Linked DNA regions of Homo sapiens: all the other regions are linked to region 1. Evidence: chromatin loops called from intact Hi-C (ENCODE). Cell type or tissue: PC-3. All regions are shown on one strand. Each heading gives the region's core, and the rest is flanking DNA. Links, peaks and the distances in the headings are about the cores only.

Region 1 (10,764 bases), core at 3,225-8,224:
ACCAAGGCAGGAATATCACTTGAGCCTAGGTGTTTTGAGACCAGCCCATGTCTACAATAAAAATACAAAAAATTAGCCAGGTGTGGTGGTGCGTGCCTGCAGACCCAGCTACTCAGGAGGCTGAGGTGGGAGGATCACCTGAGCCTGGGAGGTCGAGGCTCTGGTGAGCCGTGATCACACCACCACCCTTCAGCCAGGTGACAGAATGAGACCCTATCTCAAAAAAAAAAAAAAAAAAAAATTGGGTCCAGACCTAGTGGTTCACACCTGTAATCCCAGCATTTTGGGAGGCCAAGGCGGGCGGATTGCTTGAGGCCAGGATTTCGAGACCAGCCTGGCCAACATGGCAAAACCCCATCTCTACTAAAAATACAAAAATTAGCCAGGCGTGGTGGTGGGTGCCTGTAATCCCAGCTACTCAGGAGGCTGAGACAGGAGAGTCGCTTGAGCATGGGAGGCAGAAGTTGCGGTGACCCAAGATGGGGCCACTGCACTCCAACCTGGGTGACAGGGCAAGACTGTTTCAAAAAACAAAAAAAATTTAAACATAACAGGATTTTTAGGGCAGTGAAACTACTCTGTACAACACTACGATGGTGGATACATGTCATCATTAAAGGTTTGTCCAAACCCATAGAATGTACGACACCACATGAACCCTACATTAGGGTAAGAGTGAACCAACCCTACTGTAAACTATGGACTGAGTGATAGTGATGTCAATGTAGGTTCATTGATGGTAACAAATACACCAACGGTGCGGATGGTGATAATGGGGGAGGGTTTACATGGAGCAGGGCAGGGTGTATATGAGAACACCCTGTACTTTCAGCTCAATTTTGCTGTGAACCTACAACAGCTCTAAAAAGTAAAAGTCTTTTTTTTAAAAAAAAGGAAAGAAGTACTGATAAATGCTACAACGTGGATGAACATTGAAAACACTGTGCTAAGTGAAAGAAGCCAGTCACAAAAAACTATATACTGTATGACTCCATTTATATATGTCCAGAATAAGTAAATATATAGAAAAAGAAAGTACATGATTAGTGGCCTACAACTGAGGCATATGGAGGAGAGAATGGGAAATGACTGCTAATTGATATGGGTTTTCTTTTGGGGTGAAATATTCTAAACTTAGATTGTGGTGCTGGTTGTTGCACAACTTTGTTAATCTACTAAAAACCAATGAATTGTGTCCATTTTAAATGGGTGAATTTTGTAGTATGTTAAAATCTTAATAAAGATGTTTTAAAACTGTTTAAATCACTATGGTAACTGAAGAAATCATTTATGTAAGGTATATGCATGTGAGGAAGAGATATATACTCAGAAGTAAATACATACGTCCATAGGTTCAATAAATTCCTTTTAGTTATGATCTTAAATCAGAGGTAAGCAAAGGGAAGCAAGTGTGCCTTGTGTGCTGATACTATTCTATAGAATACTGGTATGCTTATCTCCCCTTAAAGAAAGGGGAGTAAAAGCCATACTGGCTATAAACTCATGTTGTTTAAAATGTATAATGCATCAAAAATAAGTCTGTATTAAACATCCTTTGTTTAAAATATACAATGGAGGCCAGGCACAGTGGCTCATGCCTGTAATCCAAGCACTTTGGGAGGCAAAGGTGGGTGGGTCACTTGAGGTCACGTGTTCGAAACCAGCTTGGCCAACATGGAAAAACCCCGTCTCTACTAAAAATATAAAAATTAGCTGGGTGTGGTGGTGGGCGCCTGTAGTCCCAGCTACTCGGGAAGCCAACGCACAAGAATTTCTTGAACCCAGGAGGTGGAGGTTGCAGTGAGCTGAGCTCGCCCCACTGCACTCCAGGCTGGGTGACAGAGTGAGACTCCATCTCAAAAAAAAAAAAAGAAAAAATTAAATTTAAATAAAATATACAATGAATTAAGGGTAAAGTCATAATAAAAACAACTGGCTGGATGCAGTGGCTCTCGCCTATAATCCCGGCTACTCACAGCTACTCAGGAGGCTGAGGTGGGAGGACTGTTTGTGCCCAGGAGTTTAAGGCCATAGTGAGCCATAGTCACGCAATTGCACTCCAGCCTGGGTGACCAAATGAGACCACATATCTAAAAAAAAAAAAACCCAAAAAACCTACCACATGATCTAGCATTCTACTGCTGGATATATACCCAAGAATAACACAAAGGCACATACACAAATGTTCAGAGTAGCTTTATTTTAATAGCCAAATATTGGAAGTGATCCAAATGTCCATCGACAGGTGAATGGATTAAACAAACTGTACAGATGTGGTATATCCATACAATGGAATGTTATTCATCAATAAAAAGAAAAGAATTGACACACACAAGACACAAGAATCTAAAAAATAATTATGCTGCGTGAAAGAAGACAGACAAAAGAAGAGCACGTACTCTATGATTCCATTTATATAAAACTTAAGAAAATGCAAACGAATCTGCAGGGACAGAAAGCAGTTCAGTGGCTGCCAGAGAGAGGGTTTTCTCAGGGGGAAGAGGCCTAAGAAAACTTTTGTGGGTGATGGATATGATCCCCCTGTTGATTGTGGTGACAGTTTCACAGATGTAAACATATGGCAAAACTTATCAAATTATCCACTTTAAATATAAGCAGTGTATTGTATATCAATTATACCTCATTGTGGCTGTTTTAAAAAGATGACTCCAAGCTTAAGAAAGATAAACCAGGAGGGGTAGATCATGCCTGTAATCCTAGCACCCTGGGAGGCCGACGTGGGTGGATCACTTGAGCAACCTGGTCTTAAGCTCAGGAGTTCGAGAGCAGCCTGGGCGATATGACAAAACCCTGTCTCTACAAAAAGTACAAAAGTTAGACAGGTGTAGTGGCATGGGGCTGTAGCTCCAGCAACTCTGGGGGCTGAGGCAGGAAGATCGCTTGAGCCCAGGAAGTTGAGGCTGCAGTGAGCTGTGCACATACCTCTGCACTCTGGCTGGGTGACCAAGCAAGACCCGGTCAAAAAAAAAAAAAAAATAGGGGTTCCATGACTCTAACAACCCCTCCCCGCCCAGGGTGTGCAGGGGAACTGAACCAAGAGCCTCATTCCTGGCCTTGCTTTTTCTGAGCTCAGGCCCAGGGCTTTGCACAAGCTCAAATGTGCATTTTACAAAGGCAATCAGAGCAGCCTGTCTCTCCTCTCTGATACTTCTGGGCCCTCCACATCGCTACCCCCATATTTAAACGGAAGCTAAGAGACACTACTATCTATGTGCTTATGAAACCCCAGCTTCACTCCACCCCCACCCTGGGAAAGACTTCAAATTCAATAATTCTAAGGAGAAAGATAAGCACAAACAGATCTATTTTATTCCGTGTACAAAGTTCTAACAGAAGAAATGCCTCGCCCAAGATAGAAGTTGTTATTTCTTTCTTTACTGAGAGGTATTTGCCCCTTTGCCATAGTATAGATGAGAACAGGAAAATACTTGGGATATCGCTGAGGGTCACGTTATCTGTTATAATGAGGTTTGGCTCCATGGAATAGAAAAGTTGTTTTCATACTGCAAGGATTTCTTTTCATCACTTTGTTAAAGACCCGGAATAAACAGTCAGGAACTGTTTTGGCAGCTCTGTGAAGTCATCAGGGTTTCGGCCTTCTGTTTCCTCCAGCATGTGACATCCATCCTCAAGGTCACATGATGTCTGCTGAAGACTTGATCTAAGCAGTAGAAGGAAGAAAGAGGGGAAGGCAAAGAGAGGGGCCCTGGATGTCCTAGAAGATAAAAGCCAGGCTACCAGAGAGGAAGTCAGGTGTTTGGCCATTTGGAGTCAAACAGATAATAGACACTGGAACCAATCCTGGGATGGCATTTAGGCACCTTGGAGGGTGTGCCCTAAGAGAGCTGATCACTGGAGCTGAACAGGGCCTCTGGGTACAAGGACCACATAACAGTATGGTGCTTAAATTTTCCCCTTTTCTTGAAAAGTTGCTGCAAAGCGCTCCCCTCCTAAGTTCTGGCCCCGTCTTTCCGGGACTGTATTAGAAGTGCAAGCAGGGCCTCTCCTAACTGTGGACCAAACAGGCACTGGGAGACCCCACTGACACTTTCCCTGAATACCTCGCATCTTCCTCTGAGCACTCAGCTACCCAGTGTGTCTGATACCCATGGTGATTTGGGTATGTGGGTGGATCCAAGCAAGACAAAAGTTTGCTGTTCCTGAACACACACTTGAAAAGTGGTAAGGTCTCAACAAATTCATAAAAGTGAGTTCAGTATGTTATCATTAGGGGGAGTAGTAGGAAAGTGGTAGGAGGTCTGTTCAACAGTGGAAGGTTGGAATCAGACAGTAACAGCCACAGAGAAGGTAGTCAAAGGGTGGTTGCTGTCATCAGACCAGGCTCTCCTGCCCACCAACCGCAGGCCACAATCCCAGCCCTTCTCTCTGATGTCAGGAGCTGGGGAGCATCTGCCTTGCCAAGCCTTGTGCGATCGGCTCCTGGCAGCCTCACACCTGGTAGGATGAGGGACGGGGAGTGAGCCAGAGCCCCTCTGCTAAGCATAACTTTGGTAAGTGGGCAGCCTGCCCCTGAAGAATCAATACTGACAGAGCACTGCTGCCTTCCCTGCTGACCACACAGGGACTACGGGACCTTTCTCGGCTTTGGCACCCTAGCCACACGATGCCCCAGAACCAGTTTCTACTCAGCTCTGGGCTCTCCCACCACTGTCAGTGAATGAGATCAGAGTGAATCCAGCCGTACGTCACTCCTTAATACATTCAAAAGCACAGAGGACGTCCCTGGATGCAAAATCAGGAGAGGGTAGGAGCCCTGGAAGGGAATATCCTGCCCAAGTGCAGTACTTCACTATAATTATTACAGTAATACACTATTTCTGTTTAAGACCATTTCAAAGGGCACTAACTGGCATAAAGTAAAATAAGTCTGCTTCCTCCCCACACCTAGCTGCACTCTCTAGGGACCACCATGTATAGCTTCTGGTATACCTTTCAGAAATTTTCTATCCTAGTGTATTCTGTTGAATGCATGTGCAAGGATTTTACTTATAGATCATTCAACTAACAATAATCACTAATTTATAAAATGCATATTATTGACACTGACATTGGAGGTGGAAAAACAACTAAAAATGATAAAAGTGAACGTTTAATTCTTCCAGAGTGCAGTTTTTGAAATGACCACCAGGTGTCAGAGTTATCAACAGTAATCCCCAAATTACGACTGGAAAGTTACAAGAACAGAAAAGTGCCTGGCTGGAAATGAGACCGCGAGATTCCTCCCTTAACAGGATTCCTTGGCCCTTTGGCCCAATATTTCGTCTACTTAGTGTTGCAGGGAGGGAGGAAGGGAAGCTACAGACAAAAAAAAAAAAAAAAAAAAAATCCCCAGACCACAGATTCCCATTCAGTTGGGTACCCTTTGATCTTTAGAGAAGCTCTGTGAAAGCACTGTTAAATTTTACATGGGAAATGTAAAGGCTAGGCAGAGTCAGTCCTCCTACAGCTGCAAGGCTACTTTTGGAAGCCAGAGCTATCTCCTTCCTTCAGTAGGGGCGGAGAACAGAAGAGGACACGGACACACACACACACACACACACACACACACACACACACACACAGAGAGAGAGAGGAGGGCTCAGCTACGGCCATCCTTGTTTTAAAAGGGAAAATCCAATTCTGTTTGTAGGAGCACCTCCTAGTTTACCACCACCATCTCTTACTCACTTCCCACTGACTCCTCACATGCACTTCCTCTACCAGGCCTGACCTGCCTGCTGTCCTGAGCTGCTGACCTAGAAACATTCGACCTCCATGCTTGAGAGCAGGGTGTGGACCGTCTCCCCTCGCCACATCCAGGCTGTCGTCCAGGGGCAGTTACACCACCCTTCCTCCAGGGCAGAGGCCTGAGCGGGGTGGCCTTGCTGCTCCCACGCCCTGGCACCACATGCCTAGCTCTTGTAGAGCCAACATACCATGGAGGGCTCCAGGCGACTCCCACACAAGCCTCTTCCTGTATCTTCTTGGATCACTGATACCTGCACTGGCAGACCAGGAGAGTGAAGCAGTTACGACAAGGCCTTGTGCAAGGAGGGCACGAGAATGGCACAAGTGGCTGCAGAGTGAGCTAATGTCTTCCCTGGGAGGGCACAGCTGAAGAGTGTCAAAAAGACAGGGGGAATCTTTGGCCGGGCACAGTGGCTCATGCCTGTAATCCCGGCACTTTCGGAGGCCGAGGTGGGAGGATCTCATGAGGCCAGGGGTTTGAGACCAGCCTGAGCAACACGGTACAATCCTATCTCTACAAAAAATACAAAAATTAGCTGGGTGTGGTGGCACGCACTTATTGTCCCAACTGCTTGGGAAGCTGAGGTGGGAGGATGGCTCGAGCCCGGGAGGTCCAGGCTACTGTGAGCCGTGACTGCACCACCGCACTCCAGCCCAGGCAACAAAGTGAGACCCTGTCTCCAAAAAACACTTAAAGAAAGAAAAGAAAGGGGAATCTTTACATGTCCCATTGGCACTTGTCTAGGCTGCTCCCTGGACCACATCTCATGTCTGAGCTATGGGGCTAGGGAAGGGATCAGACAGGATTCAGACCCCCTACACACTGGAGCTTTTTGTGGATGGAACGTTGCTATGCAGAACAATGCAGAGCTTGTGAAAAGAAGCAGGAGGTGGTGTGAGGAGAGGGGAGCAGGGAAGAAAAGAGTGCCCTCTTCATGGACCATATTATGCATGTTTCAATCCTACTTGAGATGTGACTTCCACGATTTCTGACAGATTAAGGTGACCTTTTTATGTGAGTTGAGTAACCACATCTGCTAAACTGGCACATCCCATATTCACCACATGAAGCAACAGTAATTACTTTAGTCACTATACACTTTAAATGCTATATATAGAGAATTTAAAATGATACACCTGTGGTGCCACAAATATAATGTCAGTTATTATTAAAACACTGGTAGTATTCATATTCAATATGACAATACACTATGTTTGATGTTTCAAACATAAGGTTCAAGCCAAATGCTTCATATAAAAATATCAAGGGGTAAAACAATGTTTATACCTGGACCACCATTCATTTACCATGACTGATATAGTAACTGTTGCTTTAATGTGGCCGACACAGGTTTGGCAACTGAGATTTTCCTCCATTATCTTATAACACATAAGGGGTACAGAACAGAAAGAACCTCTCATAATGCTATTCCTATTATATCCCCTTCCTGAGTAGGGTCAGACTAAGCCTTGGGCAGGGACCACCCAGCATCACCCTCATCTACACTGGGTGTGTCTACCTCAAGGAAGGGTTAATAATGGGCCTCCCCTCTGGGCACTGAACTCACTGTTTGGTGACATTTGGATAATCCTGGGTCTACTAGATTCCTGGTAAGTCAAAGAACATTCCAAACCTCTCCAAAGTCTTCCTATCAGTCACAAGTTCTACTTCATTAGGCCATTCAGATGGTAAGGGTTTCACAAGGCCAAGACAGACTTCACTGGTCTATGTGTATCCTGAGGATGGGGTGGTGAGAGGAGGAGGAGGGTGGATTCAGGCCCCCACCTCACTCATTCAAATACAGATGGTCCCTGACCTATGATGGTTCAGCTTACAATTTTTCAACTTTATGATGGTGTGAAAGCAATACACATTCAGTAGAAACCATACTTTGAGTACCCATACAACCATTCTGTTTTTTTACTTTCTGTACAGTATTCAATTACATAATATTCGACATTATTATATAATAGGCTTTGTGTTAGATGATTTTGCCCAACTGTAGGCTACTGTAGTGTTCTGAGCACGTTTAAGGTAGGCTAGGCTAAGCTATGAAGTTCTGTAGGTTAGGTGGATTAAATGCATTTTCGACTTACAATATTTTCTACTTACAATGGGTTTATTGAGATACAAACCTACTGAAAGTCAAGGAGCATCTCTGTACCTGCTTGCCACCACCCCCTCCAGGTTATTCATGCTTTAAGTAGGTGAGTCAGAGGAGGTGGGTGGTTATATTTGGTTTTGCCATGTGTATGGTATCCTAATGACAGTGACTCCTCCCTCTAGTTAATCCTTCCACAAGCGACTCCACCTCCAAGCCCTGCACTCAGCCAGGTAAAATGCCTAACTGAAAATCTCCGGTCTCTTCACCAGTACCAGAGGCCGATTCTCTTCTAGAAAGCAAGGAAGGAAATCATTGATGTGAACACAGAAGCAGAAGACTTTCTGAGCCAGTCACGAGCTTGGGTGCAGAGTGAGGCCAAGCTCAGACAGGTCACTGACCATAATTATCCCTCCCATAAGGGCAGCCTTCCTCACCTGCAGCCACGCAGCTTCTGAGGCAGTGACAAATAGCTGTGCCTGTCGAAACTACAGAGGAAACATTCCTCACCAGGTCTCTCAGTCCAAGCTTCAGGGACGGGACCAGAAATGTAAACAGACTACACCAATAGAAACAAGAGAGAACTGGTTCTCCTGCTCTCTGGATGGTTTATGACATTTCAATTATGTTCAACACAATATAGTTGAATTATTTTTAACCTTACCAAGCCTCCTAGCTTTGCAAAAGAAATATTAGTTGATAGAGTGGAAGGACAGCTAGAAGCAGAGATCTGAAAAAAAAAAAAAAAAACTTACTAGTAGAAATGAGCCTGTAAATGATACTACTCACAATATTGGGTAGATAAAGCATAGCACCTTTTACTCAAGGAACCATGAGTAAGGGACATTTTGGGTGTTGCTTATTTGTAATTTACTTCTTAGAATAATATAGTGCGTTTTCTTCAAGCAGTTTTGCTGTTATTTCAGCAAACGGAAGAGAGGAAACCTCAGTTCTAATTTCCCCAGTAGCTGTGCTGTCATGATTACCATCCTACTAGAACAGTTCAAGATAATTCTGCCTAAAGTTAAGACAGAGATTCTTAATGCGCAATCTTTTGGACAATATGACTAGTGTCTAAACAAACTGATCTCGGGTTTTAATAGTTCTGTTGAGGGGAGGGAGGATAAAGAAGGGTCCCATTTCTTCTCTTTGTTTCACTTTTCTTCTCCCCTCAATGCTATGAAAATCTTTCAAAACTTGTCAAAGGTAGCAGGGCACCTGTAGTCCCAGCCATGAAGGAGGCTGAGGCAGAAGGATGGCTTGATCCCACAATTTTGAGGCTGTAGTACACTTTGATCATGCCTATGAATAGCCTGCACTCTGCATTCCAGTCTGGGCAATATAACAAGAACCCATCTCTAAAAATTAAAAAAAAAAAAAATCCCACCTTGTCAAAGGCATGCAACAACCTCACAGTGAAATATCCAAAGTTCTTCTGATTATGGTGTTAGAACTTAGCATAAGAGTTGCAACTTCCAGTGACTACAGGTGCCAAATAGATTTGTTTCATAGTATCATGAAGCCAGGTAGAGTGGCTCACGTCTGTAACCCCAACACTTTGGGAGGCCAAAGTGGGAGGATCACTTGAGCCTAGGAGTTCAAGACCAGCCTGGGCAACACTGTGAGAAACCGTTTCTACAAAAAAAAAGAAAAAAGAAAAAATGGCCAGGCATGGTGGCTCATGTCTGTGGACCCAGCTACTCAGGAGGGCGAAGCTGGAAGGACTGGAAGATGGGTTGAGCCCAGGAAGTCGAGGCTGCAGTGAGCCATGATCACACCACTGCACTCCAGCCTGGATGACAGAGACAGACTGTCTCTCTAAAATAAAAATATATATACACACAATATATATATTATATGTGTATATAATACATATAATTTTTTTTTGAGATGGAGTCTCTTTCTGTTGCCCAGGCTGGAGTGCAATGGCGTGATCTCAGCTCACTGCAACCTCTGCCTCCTGGGTTCAAGTGATTCTCCTGCCTCAGCCTTCCCGAGTAGCTGGGATTACAGGCATGCGCCACCAAAACCGGCTAATTTTGTATTTTTAGTAGAGACGGGGTTTCTCCATATTGGTCAGGCTGGTCTTGAACTTCTGACCTCAGATCATCTGCCCGCCTCAGCCTCCCAAAGTGCTGGGATTACAGGCACGAGCCACCGCACCTGGCCATAATCTTAAGCTATCTTCTTTTGGCCCTGAAACCCTTTTTTTTTTTTTTTTTTTTTGAGACAGAGTTTCGCTCTGTTGCCCAGGCTGGAGTGCAGTGGCGCGATCTCGGCTCACTGCAAGCTCTGCCTCCCAGGTTCATGCCATTCTCCTGCCTCAGCCTCCCGAGTAGCTGGGACTACAGGTGCCCATCACCACACCTGGCTAATGTTTTTGTATTTTTAGTAGAGACGGGGTTTCACCGTGTTAGCCAGGATGGTCTCAATCTCCTGACCTTGTGATCCGCCCACCTTGGCCTCCCAAAGTGCTGGGATTACAGGTGTGAGCCACCGTGCCCGGCCAACACTTTACTTTTTAAAATATCCATTTCTTCTTGAAATACAGCCCACTTTGCTAGGCACAGTGGCTCACACCTATAATCCCAGCACTTTGTAAGGCTGAAGTGGGTGGATCACTTGAGGTCAGGAGTTTGAGACCAGCCTGCCCAACATGGTGAAACCCTGTCCCTACTAAAAATACAAAAATTAGCCGGGCATGGTGGTACGCGCCTATAATCCCAGCTACTTGGGAGGCTGAGGCAGGAGAATCACTTGAACCCGGGAGGCGAAGGTTGCAGTGAACCGAGATCGCGCCACCGCACACCAGCCTAGGCAACAGAGTGAGACTCCATCTTAAAAAAAAAAAAAAAGACATTGGTAAAGGAAATAGTTCACTTTCGTCTTAATT
Region 2 (10,764 bases), core at 2,492-7,491, 75 kb after region 1:
CAAAGGTTTCTATAGCAGCTAGGTGAGTTTGTTTTCCGGGTCTGTCTTAACTGGCAGCTTCCTGTACATACTGGTACTTATTTGCTGTAAACGTCTGTTTCATACATTTGCCATGCAGTGACTGTGCTCGAAAGGTGAAATCAATGGTAAAGAAGCCTAGGATTTTATGGTATGAGAAACTGATCGCAGGATTTTCTGATCCATAGCTATTAATTGAAAACTTCTGATAGTGCTGTAGGCTCTATAGTAGGCTTAAGAGTGAGTCTTATACTATGAAGCCAGCCACAAGATACTAACAAATGTATAAATTGAAAAGTACCAATACTTTTTGCACATAGATCAAAATAGAGTGGAGAATTTGGGCTCCAAAAATCAGGTTAGTAGGCTCATTTCCATGTGCTTAAAAATGTTTTTGTTGTTATGCATTGATTAAGGGCTAGAGCAAATATAAAATTAAATGTCTTTTTCCTCCAAATAATTGGTTATTAATGGTAAAATGTTGGACTTGGGGATTACTGAGATTAGTATGTGGGTAGTAAAGAATTGGAGTGGGAGTTAGTGGGGAGGGATGACAAAGCTTCAGCTTTGGTTTTTGTATTTTTTTAGTCTTCATAACAGCTACATTTCTGTTGCTCTTATTGGCCAGATAAATGTGTTATATTAAACCAGGTAAGTATTTTAAACAGAGAACATTTTATTTGCATATATCCCTACAAATTGGCCCATTTTATTGGGTGGGGGGATAAAAAAGGGATTCCCTAACTTTAAATAATCAGAATATCCTGCAATTGAAAGGAGAAAAAAATCCAATTTTGTCAGTATTTTCTTAGTCTGAAAAAAACAGCAGTAGTAATCTGGTGAATGTTATTATTAGGAGTGTTCTGCCTCTACAGTGGCATATTCCATGACATTAATAGAAAACCCTTCTTTCCCACCCCTCCCCATCTTGACATTTTCTTTTTTAGGATGTTGGTTCCTGCAAACAAGAACTGACCCTATCACCTCTGCCTCACAGTGGGTAAATATATCATACATCTCTTGAAAGGGAAAATATCCATGTCAGTTTCTTTCACAGTAGAAGAATGGCTGCTTTTGAATGGGGAGGAAAGAAGACATTTTTCTTAATATCCTTTTTGTCCCATCTCTAAAATGTATAAATATTTTGATTTGGTTTTACTTTAATTTCTCATTCATAATTTCGCAACTGTCCTTTTGGGTTGCCCTCCAACACATTACTTCCATTTCAGAAACCATATCTGATTTAATATAAACTGCTAACTTAAGAAGAGGTGAATTTGCATTTACACTTAGACACTTTCTAAAAACAGGGTGAACTTAATTGAAATTTTTCAGTGTTGTTAAGCTATTGTTATAGTAGCTGCCCTATAGTTACAAAAATAAAAACTATAAAAACCCATCCCCTATCTACTTAATCCAGATAGCCTGGATTTAACAAAACCAATAGTATAAAAATGTGTGTGTGTGTTCTGTGTGTGTGTGAGAGAGAGAGTACTTGATTCATTAAAAAGTCCTGGAAACAGCTGTTCTAGGATCTTGTCATTTTTACTGAAAGTCTCGTGCACATGTGAAGTGCCCTCTGAGTTTAAGGTTTGGTTAATACTGGTATATTTTTATAAGATTGAAATTGTGTCCCCATCTTTAACTTAAACATTTTCATTATCAGGGTCAATGTGCTAGAACTGAATTGTAACATTTTTAGGCACAGATGGAAAAAAATGTTATTGGCTCCTTGAAAATGTGTGTGTGTGGCGAGGGGAATAGATCCACAAAAGCATGTATGTACTTACAAACCAAGCTGTAGAGATCAAGAAAAGAACTTAAGTGTTGATCTCAAGATTTCTAAATTGTCAAGATTTACATGGCATTGTGGTGGAACTAGTTAACACTTAGAGCTTTTGGTATGTAATAACTATTTGCTATGGACTGATTAAATGTTTCAAAAGATTGTGTTCTTCAATTTTGGTGGGTTTTGATTTTTGTTTTTTTAACTGCCTCTCAGATTATATTTACTTAGTTTAAATTTCTTTGCTTTATTCATTAAAGTATAAAAACTTCAGGTCTCTGATATTTATTTTCACTTGTTTACTAATTATTTACAAAACACCCTTTGTTGACTTTTATTTTATAAATGTGTAATGTATTAAACGTCTTTAAATTTTTGTTCAACTGAAACTACATTAACTTTGATTTGCTTTACTGGGATTTTTTTTTAAAGACACTTTTTCCATGTCAGTGCGCAGCACTTAACCAGTCGTTTGTATTCCCTTTCTTTCAATCCAATAAACAGAATGAATACCTAAATAATTCTTGGTGTGTTACATCTCCTAATATCCATTAATCTGAATGTTTAAGTAGTACTCTTTTTGCCTAAAACATTTGCTGATTTTTTATGTATTTTAGAGAGAGTCTCACTGTGTTGCCCAGACTGGACTTGAACTGCTGGGCTCAAAATATCCTCCTGACTCAGCCTCTCAAAAGTGCTGAAATAACAGACACAAACCATCATGCCTGGCTATGATTTGCTGAATTTGCCTTCCATATATGTACCTAGAGTTTGTGAGTGATAGCTAAAGAAGCAGTGGTTAGTCTGTTGGGATCATCTTTTTTTTTTTTTTTTTTTTTTTTTTTGAGACGGAGTCTTGCCCTGTCGCCCAGGCTGGAGTGCAGTCGTGCGATCTCGGCTCAGTGCAACCTCTGCCTCCCGGGTTCAAGTGATTCTTCTGCCTCAGCTTCCCAAGTAGCTGGGACTACAGGCGCCCGCCACCACGCCCAGCTAATTGTTGTATTTTTAGTAGAGATGGGGTTTCACCATATTGGCCAGGCTAGTCTCGAATTCCTGACCTCGTGATCCACCTGCCTCGGCCTCCCAAAGTGCTGGGATTACAGACGTGAGCCACCGCGCCTGGCCTGGGATCGTCTTTTTAAGGGCCACTGTGCATTCATGGATAAACTTAGAAAAATTTTAGGAGTATTTGCATTTCAAAGGAATTGCATGCCCTATTTTGTTCAAAAATAAAGTTCAAATGTGAAAAATAAGTATTTGGCAGCCGACTAATGGTGAGTGTAGCTGTGAGAGGTATTGCTTCCATAGCTCACGGCTTAGAAAATCATGGTTTGCAGCTTCCTCTGATTAACAGGAAAGAGAAGGAAGAAGTTTTTCTACTTGTTTTCTTTAAATACAGCTATACCTTAACAGCAGATTTAGCTAATTTAGTCAGTTTATTCATCTACATTTAGAGTTCCATGCCAATTCCCAGGACCAGGTATAGAAATTTTCTCAGTCTTAACAAATCTAAGAGTACAGATTTTTTTTTAAAATACAATCTGGCCGGGCACAGTGGCTCACGCCTGTAATCCCAACACTTTGGGAGGCTGAGGCAGACAGATCACCTGAGGTCAGGAGTTCAAGACCAGCCTGACCAACATGGCAAAACCCCGTCTCCATTAAAAATACAAAAATGAGCTGGGCGTGGTGGCCGGCGCCTGTAGTCTCAGCTACTCAAGAGGCTGAGGCAAGAGAATCGCTTGGACCTGGAAGGCGGAGGTTGCAGTGAGCCAAGCTCGCGCCATTGCACTCCAGCCTGAGCGACAGTGCAAGACTCCATCTCAAAAATAATAATAAATAAAATACAATCTAATTCTCTTCCACTTAAGCAAAAGAAAAACTGGTATTTTATTACATCATTTAATGACTTCTCTTTTCCAAAAAAATCTAAAACTTAAGATTCAACAAACAGAAGTATTCCCCTCATCATATCACATCGTTCAAGAATCTTTGTTGTTGGTTTTGTGGCAGTAGGCTCTTCTCCCTCAAACTTGATTAGCCTACTTAAATGAGCTTGCTATATATGAAACATTCTAGTCATGTACTTAAAGTTATTAAATCAGCATGTAATTATAGCTAATGTGGGAATCAAAAGGACAAATAGCAAATTTTCAATCAAGTTTATTTTGTTGTGTTTTGTTTCTTGTTCTCAGATGAGACAAGTTTTAACTTCCCTTTCTGATGTAAGGAGTAGTGGCTTCCTTGGTCATGATATTAAAGTTGGCGCAACTTTATGTACATTCGTCCTTCCTATATGATTAAGACTTTAGAATTCTTTCATACGCTCAGGAAAGACATTTAAGACAATTAGCCATGGTGATAGAACAGATCTGGAATAAAAGTGATTTCACTGCAACTTTAGCTTATTTTTAAAAACATAAGAAAATGCCTGTGTGGCTTTTTTCCCTACTGTTTTGAATATAAGAAATAGAGCTACACATTGGATTGGAAATTGTATTCCAGGTAGTTTCCAAATGTTGAATAATTTTCCCTCATCCCCCATAGCTGAAGAATATCAGTTTGTGTCCTAAGCATTCAGAAAAGGGATCCCTGATTTTATTAACATCAACAAAACTTTTTAAAAATCTTTTTTAAAGAACAGGCAGATGCACTTCTGATAGGAAACAAAATACATTTTGGATCTATATGCTATATTCTGTAAAAGAAAATTAACTGTAGATGAACATGCCTGAACCTTTCACAGGTAAGTATGTTTAAGTGGGCTTTTTTGTCCCATTAATGGATTTGCATGAAAAGACCTTTTCAGTAAGTTTCTGTTAACTTGTACACAAACTAAACAACTAAATTGGTTTTCCTTTTTCTTTCTGTTCTTCCTCTTAGTAAAAGTAGACAATTGGAGTGCCTGTTAGATGCCAGGCACTAAGCTAAGCATTTCACGTACATTATTTAACTGTCTACTGTAAACAAGTATTACTGCCCACTATTTTCCAGGTGATAAGCTTGAAGATATAACCTGTTATTCCAAAGCCTGCAATTTTAACCTCTAAATCCAAATGCATGTGAGTCAGTTGGGGGCTTTTCTAAGTTTCAGATTTCTGAGGCACCTTTCAGATCTCAAAAGGGAGATCTGGAATTTGTGTGTGTGTGTGAACACTCCAGGTAATTTTATTTTTAAGTTTTTTTATGCAGAGACGGGTAGGGGGAGCGTCTCACTTTGTTGCCAAGGCTGGTCTCGAACTCCTGGCCTTATGCAGTCCTCCCACCTTGGCCTCCCAAAGTGCTGGGATTATAGGTGTGAGTCACTGCTCAAGACAAGGTAATTTTATGCTGTCAGCCTGGTACCAATTCATTTGTTGGTGTTTGAAAACCAACCACAAGACCATAATGCTATGTTACATCAGTGAAAAGAACAAAAAGCAGGAGCAAGAAGGGCATTCGGAGGAACTAACCACATTAATTTTACACCTATTTCACATACACCTATTTGGTTATTGAGCAACAAGTATTCATTTGGGTGCTTACTGTAGGCCAATCACTATGAGTGTGAGCCATTCATATATATTCTCATTTAAATATCAAAGTAGCTTTGTGGGGCAGATATGCTAATTCTCATTTTACAAATGAGGGAAATAGGCTTTAAAAGGTATATGTATGAAGGAGCTGGGACTCAAACCTAGGTGCCTCTGAGCTCATGTTTTTAGTCACTACACCATATAATATTTCTTTGGTGTCTATAGATGGCCACTTACCTTGGAAAAATTGACTGTTAAAACTTGTCAAAGATAGATGAAAAGTTTAAGGCCCCACTTTGATTCTAGTGAACTCCTTAACTGACAGAAGGAAATGACACTTGAAATTCAGGAGACTCCTTCATATTGATTGCTTCGGGGTTTTTTGTTTTTTTGTTTTTTAAGTCTCGCTCTGTCACCCAGGCTGGAGTGCAGTGGTGGATCTCAGCTCACTGCAACCTCTGCCTCCCAGGTTCAAGCGATTATATCACGTCTCAGCCTCCAAGTAGCTGGGACTAGACACGCACCACCATGTCCGGCTAATTTTTGTTTATTTTTTATTTTTATTATTTTTTTGAGATGGAGTCTCACTGTGTTGCCCAGGCTGGAGTGCAGTGGTGCGATCTCGGCTCACTGCAACCTCTGCCTCCCAGGTTCAAACAATTCTCCTGCCTCAGCCTCCCAAGTAGCTGGGATTACAGGCACCCGCCATAACGCCTGGCTAATTTTTGTATTTTTAGTAGAGACGGGGTTTCACCATGTTGGTCAGGCTGGTCTGGAATTCCTAACCCTGTGATCCACCCGCCTCGGCCTCCCAAAGTGCTGGGATTACAGGCGTGAGCCACCGTGCCCCATTTTTGTATTTTTAGTAGAGATGAAGTTTCACCATGTTGGCCAGGGTGGTCTTGAACCCCTGCCCTCAAGTGATCTGCCTGCCTTGGCCTCCTAAAGTGCTGGGATTACAGGCATGAGCCACCGCACCCGGCCTGATTGCTCTAATTGTAAAACAGACTCAAGTTTTGTAGAGGGAAACCTCCACAACAAATTTTAATCTTTTTTCAAGAGACAGGGTCTTGCTCTGTTACCCAGGCTAGAGTACAGAGATGTGATCATAGCTCTCTGTAACCTTGAACTCCTGGGCTCAAGCCATCCCTCCACGTCAGCCTCCCAAGTAGCTAGGACTATATAGGTGCCTATATCGGCTAATTTTTTTTTAAGAGATGGGGTCTCACTATTTTGCCTAGGGGTGTCTCGACCTCCTGGCCTCAAGTGATCCTCCCACCTTGTCTTTCCAAAGTGCTGGGATTACAGGCATGAGCCACTGTGCCTGGCCTAGATACTTAATTCTAAGGAATTGCCAGTTTGTGTGACACTGCTCCTCTAGTCGCATGTGTTTTAAGAACCCTTATCTTACAGAGAAACATACTAAAATATGACAGATGTAACAAGGTCTGGGATTTGCTTCAAAATGGAGGGCAGTGGAGGGCAAAGAAGGTGGTAGGTAATGGATAAAAGAAGAATGACTGTAAGTTTATTTTTTTTCTCTGCTGTTTGAATCAGCAAGTATGACCGTAAGTTGATTATTGTACCTGGTAAAATAGAAAATTACCAACTAACACGGGTAAATCCTATTACTCTGTCCCAGAAAGTTGGCAAATTTATATAAAGCTACCCCAGAGGATTCAACCTGCTCCACAGGTCTCTTTCTGATAGATACCAGTGGCAGTCAAATGTGTTACTTTTAATTAAGCAACACGAGAGGTTCAATTCTCACCCAGTTTGCATCCAACCTGTGAAATAAGATCTAGAAAACAGGAATTAAAGTGTATGTTCAACTAACTCACATTCTAACTAGGTGCTAACGTTTAATGGGAACTGATATAGATGAAACCAAGATTGCTCCATAACGGATGTAGCAAACCAAATATACAGCAGAGGAAGCCACAGGCAAACCACTGAGTTCTCTCTCAGCCTGCTGATTCCGACCACCCACCCACTCACTCTTCTCCACCCAGCTTCAGAGGGAAGCAATTAAAAATAAAAGCAGCCTTTACCCAAGAACTTATTAAAGAGCACCTGAGCTCAGAACCAAGTTAGCTCAGTGAACAGTCCCTTCAGCATGTCCAGACCATTATTGTGATTACTGTAGTGAAGAATGATAACCCGAAAGCTTTGAATGACCTTCAGTCATTAGACTGTATTTAACTGAAGCAAAAAAAAGTTACCTTTTCAAAAATTCCTGAAAAATATGGCTTAGATCCAAAAGGCTTCATTTACCAAGAATATTTCAATCTTTGCTATACTACATAGTAAAATAGTATATTTGGTTTAAAGTACATAAACTCAGGTGACAAAGATCCAGATATTGTAGAATTTCAAACTTACCTTCTCTATCTTGCTGCCCTTTTCCATATATTAGAACAAGTTTATTTAGATTTTGGGGACAACTAATTATACCTAGTATATAATATTTCTCACTACTTGACAAAGTATTACCTGTTAGCAAAGCTGATTTCTCCAGTCTCAAGTGAACCAGTTATAGCCATTTCCTAGCCTAGCATGTCAGAATATTTCATAATGTGACTGTCTTGAAAACAAAGATGGTCAACTTTGATTATGTTGCTCCATTGCTGCTTCTCTGACTTAAAGGCCATCAGTTTGACTTCTTGCTGAAAAAGCAATAGAACACCACAATCAGGTTTACTTATTCACTCAACAATCATTTATTGTTTGTGTGCAAGGCACTGTGTTAGGTGCCAAGAGCAGAAGGAAGAAGATACAAATATGAATGGGCATATTCTGCCCTCCAGGAACATACAATCTAAGAGTGATTAATTGCATACAAATAACTGTAATACCAGATAGAATGTGGTAAGTGCCATGGGAGATACTACTATAGGAAGCTTTCTTAGCTCTTAACTTCAAAGACCAGGTCAGGTTTTGTCCTACTGTAGTCTGTGGCAGGCATGAAAAGGCAGCTGAGGGGACCTGCTAGGCTTTGATGAACTGAGCTGCATCTTGGATTTCGCTTCCTCTTCTTTCTCAGCCGAGGTTACGGTGATTAGCAAGGGCAGTTGCTACCACTGAAAGGATAGAAGGAAAAAGGCAAGGGAAAATGATACGTACTAAGATGCACATAGGAGCACTCGATAGTAGTCTATGGACCGGGCCCTGGGTACTGCCATTATAGAGGGAAGGGGAAGAGGAGTGGTAAGGGAGAGAGAACACTGGACTAAGCCTCAGCATTCAGATGTTCCCAGTTACAACACCCTGAACGATCTCTAGGCCTCAGCATTCAGATGTTCCCAGTTACAACACCCTGAACGATCTCTAGGCCTCAGCATTCAGATGTTCCCAGTTACAACACCCTGAACGATCTCTAGGCCTCAGCATTCAGATGTTCCCAGTTACAACACCCTGAACGATCTCTAGGCCTCAGCATTCAGATGTTCCCAGTTACAACACCCTGAACGATCTCTAGGCCTCAGCATTCAGATGTTCCCAGTTACAACACCCTGAACGATCTCTAGGCCTCAGCATTCAGATGTTCCCAGTTACAACACCCTGAACGATCTCTAGGCCTCAGCATTCAGATGTTCCCAGTTACAACACCCTGAACGATCTCTAGGCCTCAGTTTATCTTTGGGATGAGGGAGTTAGACAAAATGATCTCTAAGGTCCTCTACAACTCTCCAATCAATGAAAAGGGGAGAACATTTATAGCATCTTAAACATGGCTTTTTAAAGTCAGTGCTTTTATCCCCCTTTCATGATTTGTAGAAGTGCCCCTAAAAAAATTGTTTTTGAGCTGGGCGTGGTGGCTCACACCAGTAATCCCAACATCTGGGAGGCCGAGGCAGGAGAATCGCTTGAGGCCAGTAATTTTGATACCAGCCTAGGCAACATAGCAAGACCTCTGTCTCTACAAAAAATTCGCTGGGCATGGTGGTGTGCACCTACTCCCAACTACTTGGGAAGCTGAGGCAGGAGGACTGCTTGAGTCCAGGAGTTCAAGGCTGCAGTGTACCACGATTGCGCCAGTGCACTCCAGCTTGGGCGACAGGGCAAGACTCTGTCTCTAATTAAAAAAAAAAAAAATTTAACTACAGTGATCCCCCACTTTCCTGGCTTTGATAGACAAGCAATACAAGAAGGAAGAGTTTTTGTTTTTAACCACAGCTAATGTTTCAGAAGTAAGGAGCTTTGACCTCTGTTATAAACATGGCACCTTTCTGATTTGCTTAGCCTCAGCAAGCCTGATGTACTGTAAACTGACAGCCCAAAGGCTCTCTCAACTGCATGAGTCACTGTTTTGGTTACTAAGAATATCTGAATGAGAAGGTGAAACATTTTGGTCAAAAGTCATCTACATGGCCAGGCGCAGTGGCTCACACCTATAATCCCAGCACTTTGGGAGACCAAGGCAGGCAGATCGTTTGAGGTCAGGAGTTTGAGACCAGCCTGGCCAACATGGTGAAACCCCATCTCTACTAAAAATACAAAAATTAGCCAGGAGTAGCTAGCCGTAATCCCAGCTACTTGGGAGGCTGAGGCAGGAGAATCGCTTGAACCCAGAAAGCAGAGGTTGCAGTGAGCTGAGATCACACCACTGCACTCCAGCCTGGGCAACACAGCAAGACCCCATCTCAAAAAAAAAAAAAAAAAGATCTCTACCGCCTTTAAGTAGCTTATCTCTCAGTTGCAAGGATTTAAGTTCTCCAACAGCTTCGTTGCTTTAAAAAGCTTGAGCAGAACATGAAGAGGCACAGGAAGTTAGGAGGAAAGGCAGAGTGAAGGGACTGTTTTCTAAGCAAAAGCTGCCTCAGAGGGAAAAGGTATGAAAAAGAGATGCAAGCAAAGTAATGTCTGTTACACAGCTTCTTGGCCCTGTGCCTGACAGAAATATAAGATTACCACAAGGAGCAATTTCTGTGACCCCAAAGAGGCCAGCAGAGCCAAGTTCACTTTGCCTACCATTTCACCGTTCCTTTTGTGTGTTGCCAGGGCACTACTTCCAGCCTTGAAACATGGTCTGTCTGCACAGGGAGTTTGGCTTAGTGGCTCCCTTGCTTCTGCCAAGGCTAGACCTGGTCAAGGACTAAAAGGACATGTAACATTTAATCTTTTGGGTACCACACACCCTGTTTAGCCACCCAATTCTATCTCAACTAGAGTGAATAATGCCTTTGGATTCTCCCACAGAACACAGTCATGTTTTGCCCAAATGCCAGTGCTTAAGATAGCAACATTAAACCACAAACTAGGACTGAGGATAAATTGCCAGGTTTATTTTACCCTGTAAGAGCTGGCAAACAGAGCTAAGGAGGTGAACTGCTCTCCCACCTGCAAGAGTTTACAATATAACTCCAAGGAACAGAGTTTGGTTGTATATTGCTATGTCCATGAAATGGCTTGCATTTGGTCTCCCAGTTCACAACGTGGTCAGTG
Region 3 (5,000 bases), core at 1-5,000, 50 kb after region 1:
CTCAGGATAAAGTTTTGGGCTCCCGTGTTGAGAAAAATAGAAAAAGGGAGCCACAGATGGAAATAATTTTTTTTTCTTTTCTTTTTTTTTCTCTGAGACAGTATCTCACTATGTCCCCCAGGGTGTAGTGCAGTGGGGCAATCTTGGCTCACTGCAACCTCTACCTCCCAGGTTCAAGAGATTCTTATGCCTCAGCCTCCCAACTAGCTGGGACTACAGGCAGGCACCACGACGCCCAGCTAATTTTTTCATTTTTGAAGTAGAGACGGGGTTTCACCATGTTGGCCAGGCTGGTATCATATTCCTGACCTCAGCTGATCGCCCACCTCGACCTCCCAAAGTGCTGGGATTACTGGCGTGAGTCGCCATTCCCAGCCTAACAGTTCTTTTTAGAAGAGAAGTGAATTTGAGAGCATACACCAATTCTTGCATACCTATGTATGCTACAAACAATGAAAGGTAAATAAGATACATTCTTTACCATAAAGCAGTGGTTCTTTACCTTTTTTTGGTACCACGTACCTCTTTGGCAGTTTGGCAAACCTATGGACTCTTTCTCAGAATATGTTTAAATGCATAAATCAAAGCACATAGCAAGGCCAAATATATGTTATGTATTCATTACTAAGGAAAGCCAACTATATTGATATGTAGTTAACATAGTACAAAAACATTTTTTATTTTTATTTAATGCTTTATTAATGCATTAAATAATAAATTCTAGCAGCAGATATAAGTACCAGAATTTTGAAGTAGTGATGAGCATAAATATTTCAAAGTATCTGCAACAACTATAATATGATATGAAAAGATGTAAGATTTCTCTTGTTAATGGAGTCACCTAATACTACCTAATTTAGTATACTAGCTAGTATACTACCCACCACTACCTAATATACTACCCTGTGTAATTACTAATATACCCAGTACTGCCTAATACTACCTTGTTAATTGCCTGCATTTGAGAGTGAAGGAAACACCAAATTTCAGGCTGTGTTTAATAATAATAGAGTTGTGTCTTTTTCTCATTTAAATTCATAGACCCCTGATTCTATCCCTGGACCCATTCTTGTAGATCTCAGGTTTAAAATTCCTGTGAAAAAAATGTACCGTTTAAATGAAAACAAAATTCAATGAAATAAGCATGATACATAATAGATAATACATAAAGTATTATGAAAGCGCAGGGAAGCTTTACAAGTCGAAATACCTCTTGAGAGTCTTACTGCGCATCACACAGGTGGACAACAGGAAAGTGGCATTCTAGGAAGACAGAAAAACCTCTTGCCCTCCTGTCCAACTCCAAAAAAAAAAAAAAAAAAAGAATGGGATGAGTAATGGCAGAGTGGGAGATTAGACTAGAAAAAGAGTTTGGGATCAAATCATAGCCTTTGCATACTATTCTGAGTTCTGTTTTCATTCACCAGTCATTTATTTGCATGATATATGAAAAAGAAGGTAGTAATACCAAAACTGTGCTTTATTAGTTTTTCCTAGTAGCAGTGTATAAGAATCCCCTTCATTTAGCCAGTATTTATTAAACACCTGTTGTGTGCCAGGTCTTTTGCTGTAGACAGACTAAGCACATGATAATACACCGTAATTTATAGTGGGTGCTACAGGAGCTCATCAAAGAGAGCCTACTGGAACAGCAAAGCTAGGGAAAGTAAGAAAAGTAAATATTAGGTGAAGAAGAGGTAAAGAACTATTTAGGCAAAACTAGTTAGGATAGGCCCTTGGGCAAAAGAAAACGTAACATGGCATTTAGGTGGTTTGGGGGAAGAGTTTTAGGTAGACTAGAGTTGAGGTTAATTAAATAGCAGCCAGATCAAGGAGGAGCTTTTGTATTCTTTGCTAAGAAGTTTAGACTCTTATGCCAGTGTTTCCCAGAGTGTTTTTGCAGGAATAATGGGTATGCAGAATTAATAGGTGTTACATGTAAAGGGCTTTTGTTGCCAGATTAGCTTGGGAAATGCAGAGTTAATGCTTACATTCCAATATGAAACAGAGAGACTTTTAGAGACTGTAATTTTTAGATAGCTGTATTATAGTGAGTCCTCTGGGACTGTTTGGTTCTTTTGGTATGATGGTATTTTTGTTATGTCAAATACTGTCTGAAAAAATTATAAGAAAATATGTGTTCTTTTTGGCCGGGTGCGGTGGCTTACCGCTGTAATCTCAGCACTTTGGAAGGCCGAGGCAGGTGAGTCACCTGAGGTCAGAAGTTCAAGCCAACCTGGCCAACATGGTGAAACCCCATCTCTAGTAAAAATAAAAAAAATTAGTCTGGCATGGTAGTGCGTGCCTGTAGTCCCAGCTACTTTGGAGGCTGAGGCAGGAGAATTGCTTGAACCTGGGAGGCGGAGGGTGCAATGAATTGAGATTGCGCCACTGCACTCCAGCCTAGGCGACAGAGCAAGACTCCATCTCAAAAAAAAAAAAAAATTTATATATGTATATATATATATATGCCCTTTTTGAACGTGTGTGTGTGTTTTAATGGAGAGAAAAAAGTACATTTAAGAGAGCCTTAAAATTTGAGTTGATGTGATTCCAATGCCTACTTTCCTTTAACAGTTTTTCTTTGCCTAAAAAAGATGAATTTTACCCATTCCCCGCAGAATCCAAGCAAGGTCATATAGGCTCCACAAACATGTTATTTCCACTTTGAATAAATTAGTATAAAGGCACTGTGCTAATGAAGATATAGTATTGTTTTTGTTTTCAACTTTATCTTTTATAGGATTATATTTTTTTCATTCATGTACATAAAAGTTTTTGAGTTATATATATATATATATATATTTTTTTTTTTTTTTTTTTTTTTTTTTTTTAAAGACAGAGTCTCGCTGTGTCGCCCAGGCTGGAGTGCAGTGGCGCAATCTTGGCTCACTGTAACCTTCACCTCCCGGGTTCAAGCAATTCTCCTGCCTCAGCCTCCCGAGCAGCTGGGATTACAGGCACCCACCACCACACCCGGCTAATTTTTGTATTTTTAGTAGAGACAGGGTTTCACCACATTGGCCAGGCTGGTCTGAAACTCCTGACCTCAAGCTGTTCGCCTGCTTCAACCTCCCAAAGTGCTGGGATTACAGGCATGAGCCACCACACCTGGCTGAGTTAAATATTTCTAAAGGAGTTTGTCTTCAGTTTAAAAGCAAATCTTTGTGTTGATCTGGGGCAGTACTGTGAATGAAAATTTGTTCCTGGAAGATCTTGAGCTAGTCAGGAAGACTTGACTTGCTTAGTAAATTATTTAAACCATTTTGACCTAATGATATTGCTGATCTAATACAAATACCTCTTACCCACTTCCCAAAGAAGAATCAGAAGTAGTCGCATTGTTAACTATTCAATTTTATCAAAACAATGGTGATTTGGACTAGATAATTGTATGAATGATAAACTTAGGGTTCAGTGAAGAAACAATAGTGTAAACATAATCCATTTTGCAATGACATTTCTTAGGAGGGGAGGAATCTCCAACCTAATTTTATCAGACTAGTTCCCAACTTTTTTCAACTGCTGGTGGGTCATCCCATTGGAATTTCCCCCCCATCCCCCCAGGCTCAAAGCTAAACTCAATAAATCTTAAGACTAAAGTCTAAAACTTACTGTTTCTTCCCACCTTTAGTCAAATTCTTACTTCCTCTATTTCTTGTAAACATCCATCCCTATCCCCTAAACCAGAAATCTGGAGGTTGTCTTTGAAGATTTTTTGTTATTTTCTGTCATGTCATTTTTATCTCCACAATATCTTTTTTTCTTTTTATAACAGGGATCTCCCTATGTTGTCCAGGTCGGTCTTGAACTCCTGGACTCAAGCAGTCCTCCAGCCTCAGCCTCTCAAAGTATGGGCATGAGCCATAGTGTCCAGCCCAAAATATCTTTTGATTCTGACCTCTTTTAGTCCTTAACATCTTACGTTAGGGCCTCATTTTTTGGGAACTGACTGTGAACTATGTATGGCTCATTATGGTTCCATTGTCCCTTTATGGTTGCCTTATCCTGTGTCTTTCTGATTCATCTTCCACATTGTTATCCTAGTTCTCTTCCTAAAGCCAAATATCACACTGTATATTCCCTAGCTTACAAATTTTAAGTGGCTTTTCACACACAGGGAAAATGTAACCCCTTAGCCTACAACAAACATGTCAACTCTTGCAGCCTTGTCACTTGCCACGTCTACATTTGCACTTCACAGTTCAGCTTGCATAGCATACAATATGGGCTTTTAAGTGAGGCAGCCCAGATTCAAATCCCCATTGCACTACAAACAGGCATGTTTCTAACCTTTCTAAACTTTCGTTTCTTTCCCTATAATATGAGAGGGGGTAATATTCTAGATTTGTGAGAATTAAATGAAGTATTGTTTATGAATAGTGCTAGTAGTGGTTAGCATTAATAAGTGGTAGCTTTGCTGGTAGGATTGTAAAATGGTGCAACCACTTGGAAAACAGTTTGGCAGTTTCTCAAAATGTTAAACAGAGTTAGCATACGACCCAGAAATTCCACTCCTATGTATATACCCAAGAGAAATGGAAACATATGTCTACACAAAAACTCATACATATTCATAACAGCATTATTCATAATAGCCAAAAAGTAGAGAAACAGTCCAAATGTTCATCACCTCATGAATGGATAAACAAAATAATTATACTGTTAAATATTATTCAGCAATAAAAAGAGATTAAATACTAATACATTCTATAACACGGATGAACCCTGAAAACATGCTAACTGAAAGAAGCCAATTAAAAGAGACCACATCATGTATAAGCCTATTTATGTGAAACGTCCAGAATAGGCAAATCTATAGAGACAGAGACAGAAAGTAGTGGTTGCCAGGGGCTGCAGGGAGGGGTATGGCAGCTGCTGATGGGTAGGAGGTTTCTTTGGGAAATGATGAGAATGTTCTAAAAATTAGATGGTGTGATGGTTGCACAACTCTGAATATACTAAAATATACTGAGTTGTATACTTTAAAAGGATGAATT

Evidence for each region. A loop is a pair of places that touch in the nucleus more often than their neighbours do. Peaks named below come from ENCODE experiments on the same cell type or tissue, not always from the same donor. Only the 100,000 strongest peaks of a DNase experiment are listed, where the experiment ranks them.
Region 2: it touches region 1 in a loop (2.4-fold over the local background); 7 of 110 quality-filtered maps call a loop at or near these places.
Region 3: a loop joins it to region 1, with 2.0 times the contacts of the local background. A loop is called at or near these places in 13 of 110 quality-filtered maps.

Annotation. Positions count from the first base shown.
Region 1 is chr1:224,452,115-224,462,878 of GRCh38, reverse strand. It overlaps a transcript of CNIH3 not described here. Among named protein-coding and RNA genes, the nearest start is that of WDR26, 23 kb to the right of the region's middle. In PC-3, for the core only: CTCF peaks have their summits at 4,950 and 5,153 (motif pointing right); DNase peaks (open chromatin) are centred at 5,238, 5,838 and 8,008; H3K4me3 peaks cover 1,075 bases; H3K27ac peaks cover 2,355 bases.
Region 2 is chr1:224,376,704-224,387,467 of GRCh38, reverse strand. CNIH4 (cornichon family member 4) reads right to left here. Exons shown (of 5, transcript NM_014184.4): 5 at 8,016-10,764. WDR26 (WD repeat domain 26) reads left to right here. Exons shown (of 14, transcript NM_001379403.1): 14 at 1-2,322. Among named protein-coding and RNA genes, the nearest start is that of MIR4742, 16 kb to the left of the region's middle. RefSeq lists enhancers at 9,412-9,501, 9,872-9,921. In PC-3, for the core only: no CTCF peak of the experiment used is centred there; no DNase peak of the experiment used is centred there.
Region 3 is chr1:224,404,957-224,409,956 of GRCh38, reverse strand. The region is part of intron 7 of WDR26 (WD repeat domain 26); the gene reads left to right. Among named protein-coding and RNA genes, the nearest start is that of MIR4742, 9.1 kb to the right of the region's middle. In PC-3, for the core only: no CTCF peak of the experiment used is centred there; a DNase peak (open chromatin) is centred at 2,196.